Linked DNA regions of Mus musculus: region 1 is linked to region 2. The links are chromatin loops, found by intact Hi-C in ENCODE. Cell type or tissue: heart. All regions are shown on one strand.

Region 1 (2,500 bases), 150 kb after region 2:
TGATTGCCATTTAGCAAGATACCATGACCCTCCCCCCCCCCCCAAAAAAAAAGGAAAAGAAAAAAAGAGTCCCTGCTCTTGCAGGATTTTTATGTGTAGTCTCAGCAGTCTTGGAATCAGGCTGACATTGAACTCTACCTTGAGATCCACCAGTCTCTGTCTCCATAGTACTGGGGCTAAACGTGTTCACCCAGTATCCCTATTCAATAAGGGCCAACAGCACATGACAATTTACCAATATAACTTAAATTACATGTATGACTTAAAGATATTTCTTCCTCTGAACATAGTGGCACAGAGCTATAATTCCAGCCTGCTGGAAACTAAGGCAGAAAAATTACTTCAAGTTTGAGGCTAGCATATGCTACATTCAAATTCAATGCTAGTCTCTGCTATACATTGAAATCTTATTTCATTTTCCCCTCACACTCTGTGGGGGTTATCTTCATTGTATTGATTATTTGTTGTTGTTGTTTGGTAGGTTTTGGTGTTTTGTTTGTTTTCTCCACTATGCTGTGGAGAGACCTTATAGTTTGATTCAGTCCTATTTGTCAATTCTTGCTTTGGTTGCTGGTACTTGGGAGTTCCTAGCCAAGAACTCCTGCCTAGACCCAAGTCATGGAGCTTTTTCTACAGATTCTCTTAGTGATTTTCTAGTCTCAGATCTAGTCTTTCTTTCAATGTGTTATGAGTTGATTATTGAATTATTGAGTAGTGGGAGGTATAAGAATATGGTGGTCTTTGAATCTCTGTGACACCATTTACTAGAGGGTCTATTTCTTGTCCTTAAATAAAAAAAATCAACAAATGATAAAAGTGCAGGTTCTCCTTCTAGGCTGTGATGCGTGTGTTTGAGGGCAGTGTCATTCATTCTGGTTTGATCACAGCAGCTTGCTGTGATATATTTTTAAATCTGATATGTGATGGCTTCAGTTTTGTTGTTTTGCTCAAGACGGCCTTTTGTATGTAAAGTGTGTGTGTGTGTGTGTGTGTGTGTGTGTGTGTATTTGAGCATGTACATGTATTTTTTTTTTTGAGATATCTTGTATACTCCCAGATTGGCCTGAAACTTGCTATGTAATTAAGGCTAGCCTAAAACTTTATGTATCCAATGCTTGCTTTGAATTCCTGAACCTTTTCGCTTTCACTCAGTCTTGGTTTTTTTCATTGGTATTTTCTTCTCCTTCAAGATTTGGAAAGGACTTTATCCTGTTTGTCTGGCTTGTATGATGTGCTGAAAGATCTATTGTCATTGGGGTCTGTCATTCTATAGATCAGGGGTAATGCCCCTGTGATTTTAAGCTTTTTATTTAATTTCTAGAAACTCGTTCTTGGTGAATCTAGTATAAATAGTTGGAGCTTAATGTATTTGAGCTAGATTTGCTTTGACTCTCAGGAGACTTAAAATTTGGGCAAGGTACTTTGTCTTCCTTGTGCTGGGGTAGTGAATACAGGGTAGGCCTGACACTTAAGCTCTTGTGTGATCCATTAGAGGTTTCTGTCAGTACTAAAGAATGGAATAATTGACATGTGCCCCACCGTGCCCCCTAGTGGGGAGGGGATGCACTGCTACATTCACTGTGTATCAAGTTTGGCTAAGGGAACAGAACTCAGTTTTAAAATAAACATTTTTTCCTTTTTAAATATTTTTTATTAGGTATTTTCCTCATTTACATTTCCAATGTTATCCCAAAAGTCCCCCATACCCTCTCCCCACCCTCCTAACCACCTACTCCCACTTTTTGGCCCTGGCGTTCCCCTGTACTGGGGCATATAAAGTTTGCATGACCAATGGGCCTCTCTTTCCAGTGATGGCCGACTAGGCCATCTTTTGATACATATGCAGCTAGAGACAAGAGCTCCAGGGTACTGGTTAGTTCATATTGTTGTTCCACGTATAGGGTTGCAGACCCCTTTAGCTCCTTGGGTACTTTCTCTAGCTCCTCCATTGGGGGCCCTGTGATCCATCCAATAGCTGACTGTGAGCATCCAGTTCTGTGTTTGCTAGGCCCTGGCATAGTCTCACAAGAGAGCTATATCAGGGTCCTTTCAGCAAAATCTTGCTAGTGTATGCAATGGTGTCAGCGTTTGGAGGCTAATTATGGGATGGATCCCTGGATATGGCAGTCTCTAGATGGTCCATCTTTTTGTCTCAGCTCCAAACTTTGTCTCTGTAACTCTGTCCATGGGTGTTTTGTTTCCAATTCTAAGAAGGGGCAAAGTGTCCACACTTTGGTCTTCGTTCTTCTTGAGTTTCATGTGTTTTGCAAATTGTATCTTGTATCTTGGGTATTCTAAGTTTCTGGGCTAATATCCACTTATCAGTGAGTACATATCATGTGAGTTCTTTTGTGATTGTGTTACCTCACTCAGGATGATGCCCTCCAGGTCCATCCATTTGCCTAGGAATTTCATAAATTCATTCTTTTAATAGCTGAGTAGTACTCCATTGTGTAAATGTACCACATTTTCTGTATCCATTCCTCTGTTGAGGGGGCAT
Region 2 (2,500 bases):
TGGTCTACAGAGTGAGTTCCAGGACAGCCAGGGCTACACAGAGAAACCCTGTCTCGAAAAACCAAAACCAGAAAAAAAAAGTCCATACAAATCTTTTCCTTATAATTACCATTACCCCTTTGTCTTGGACTTCTGTGACACCCTCTGTGATGGTGTCTAAACTTTACTCTCGCCACTCTGCAAATCTGTGCTAAAGAACATTACAGCTACTGGAATGAAAGCTAATCATATAGACTCCTCTTTAACCCTCCAAAGGATATTCTGATTTTTGAAGACAAAGGTCCTCACACAGACTCTGGGACGTTAACCTGCCCTTTTTGGCACTTCTGTCCCTGGGCACTCCTCTGGGTTCATGTGGTGCACCTTACTTCTTCTGCTCCAGTGTCATAGGTGTTTTCAGTCCCATGCCTTTCTGGCCTGACTATCTTCGTGTAAGGACGTGTTCCCATCCTCTCCCCCCAGCCCCCAAGTTCCACTCCCTGCTTATCTCCCACTTGCCCATTTGCACTCGGCTCACGTCTGCAGTCATACTTTCTCAATGCTTCCTTCGGTTACATAGTCCACATAAAGGACAGCTTCATGAAAGCACAAGTCCGCTTTGCTCACCATCTTCACCTCAGTCCCTCCGCAGGGTGCCTAGTACATACCTGGATTTCCACAGATCTTAGCTGGATGAATCAGTGCATGAACCTGATCTAGCCATTCCAAGGCCAGGCTGCTAAGGGGTCTCCTGGGAGGACCGGCGATCTGTAGAGAGGGTGTGGTTCCAGTTAGGTTAGGGCTGTCTTAGTTATTGGTTTACAAGAAAGTGCTGCCAAGCAAAGAAACTGGCTTGACTTTGTCAACCGATCAGACATTTACACGTTTTACAAGTTGCCTGGCCAACTGAGGAAGCCACTACTTTAGCGCCCACGCTAGTCACGTGGTCGCTGGCCCGTCAACTCCACTTCTGCAGCCACACCTCCTACTCGTCTCCCTCCCTCCCCAGCCGCCCCCTAAGTCTTGGCTCCCAACCCTCCTATTGCCCTCGTATTCTAGGACACAACCGAACAACCTGGGCTTCTCTACTACAGGCCGAAGCCCACACCAGACTCAGTTATTCGGTCTCCAAAGCGAGCCCGGGTTCTGGGTTCACCTGGTACTCCCGCCAATCCTCCTGGTCACCAGGCACTGAGCAAGATAGCCCACGGGTCCTTTGGGGTCCTTCAGGCACGCGGCAGGGCAGCCCTCCGGATCCTGCAGTCTGGCGCTGCACGCCTGGTGGGCTAGAGAGATCTGTTGCGGCGCCGGCAGCTTGTTTACACAGCGTATCTTCCTCAGGAAAGTCCATTTCTTTATTTTTTTTAAAGGCTTTAATTTAAAAATTTTTTACGTGTAAGCGTATTCTGCCTGCGCATGTATGTTTCACGTGCGTTCCTTGTGCCTATGAAACCAGGAGAGGGCGCTGGATCCTCTGGAACCTGATGGCTGTGAGCTTAGACCTGGGTATTGGGAATATAACCCAGGTTCCCATGAAGAGCAGTCTGTGCCGTACCCTTAACCACTGAGCTATCTCTCTAGTGTGAAAATCCATTTATTATGATGTTTTGCCTGTAGGTATGTCTGGGTACAGCACCAGGGTGACTGGTGCCAGTAGAGGCCAGAAAGGGCTGTCAGCTGGAACTGAAGTTACAGATGTTTTGAACCATTGTGTGGGTTCTGGTATCGAACCCACCTTCTCTGCAAGATCAGTGAGTGCTCTTAAACACTGAGCCATCTCTCCAGTCTGAAAGTTCATTTTTTGTCTGTCTGCCTGTCCTGCTGGTGAAGGCATGAGTTCATTTCTGCTTTCACGGGATGAGAATAACCTTACTATATACCTGCAGTCAGGCATCTTGTTTTAATTTTACTTCCCAGGCCGGCCATGCCCAAGTTTACTTACTTTCTTTTTTTTTTTTTTTTTAATAATATTATTATTTATTTTATGTATATGGGTGCACTGTAGCTGTACAGATGGTTGTGAGCCTTCATGTGGTTGTTGGGAACTGAATTTTTAGGACCTTTGCTCACTCTGATCAGCCCCACTTGCTCTGGTCCACTTCGCTCGCTCAGGTACACTGTAGCTGTCTTCAGACGTACCAGAAGAGGGTGTCAGATCTCATTACGGATGGTTGTGAGCCACCATGTGGTTGCTGGGATTTGAACTCAGGACCTTTGGAAGAGCAGTCAGTGCTCTTACCCACTGAGCCATCTCACCAGCCCCCCAAGTTTACTTTCTATAGTTCATCCTCATTAACATACCTCTGGAGTATAAGAGACCTCCCATGAGCTCAGTTTTCCTTCTGCCTATGTGGCTTCTGCATGCACATACAACACACACAGTGGAAGACTGGTTGCATAGTTTACATGTGTTTCAACCATTCTCAACAACAAGCCAGCATAATCAAAGGGCAGATGTAAAGGAGGATGTAGAGGTTTATTTGGAACTGTTGTTAAGAACTAACGAAGAGGCTCTCTGCTC

The links. Hi-C counts contacts between places; a loop is a spot of excess contacts. Peaks named below come from ENCODE experiments on the same cell type or tissue, not always from the same donor. Only the 100,000 strongest peaks of a DNase experiment are listed, where the experiment ranks them.
Region 1: a loop joins it to region 2, with 9 times the contacts of the local background. A loop is called at or near these places in 5 of 42 quality-filtered maps.

Annotation. Positions count from the first base shown.
Region 1 is chr9:109,684,531-109,687,030 of GRCm38, reverse strand. The region is part of intron 9 of Fbxw18 (F-box and WD-40 domain protein 18); the gene reads left to right. Among named protein-coding and RNA genes, the nearest start is that of Fbxw18, 17 kb to the left of the region's middle. In heart, a CTCF peak has its summit at 1,544 (motif pointing left); no DNase peak of the experiment used is centred here.
Region 2 is chr9:109,831,443-109,833,942 of GRCm38, reverse strand. It overlaps Nme6 (NME/NM23 nucleoside diphosphate kinase 6), which reads right to left and starts at 1,149. Exons shown (of 7, transcript NM_018757.1): 1 at 1,136-1,149; 2 at 648-747. In heart, a CTCF peak has its summit at 1,413 (motif pointing right); DNase peaks (open chromatin) are centred at 972 and 1,172; H3K4me3 peaks cover 1,732 bases; H3K27ac peaks cover 1,491 bases.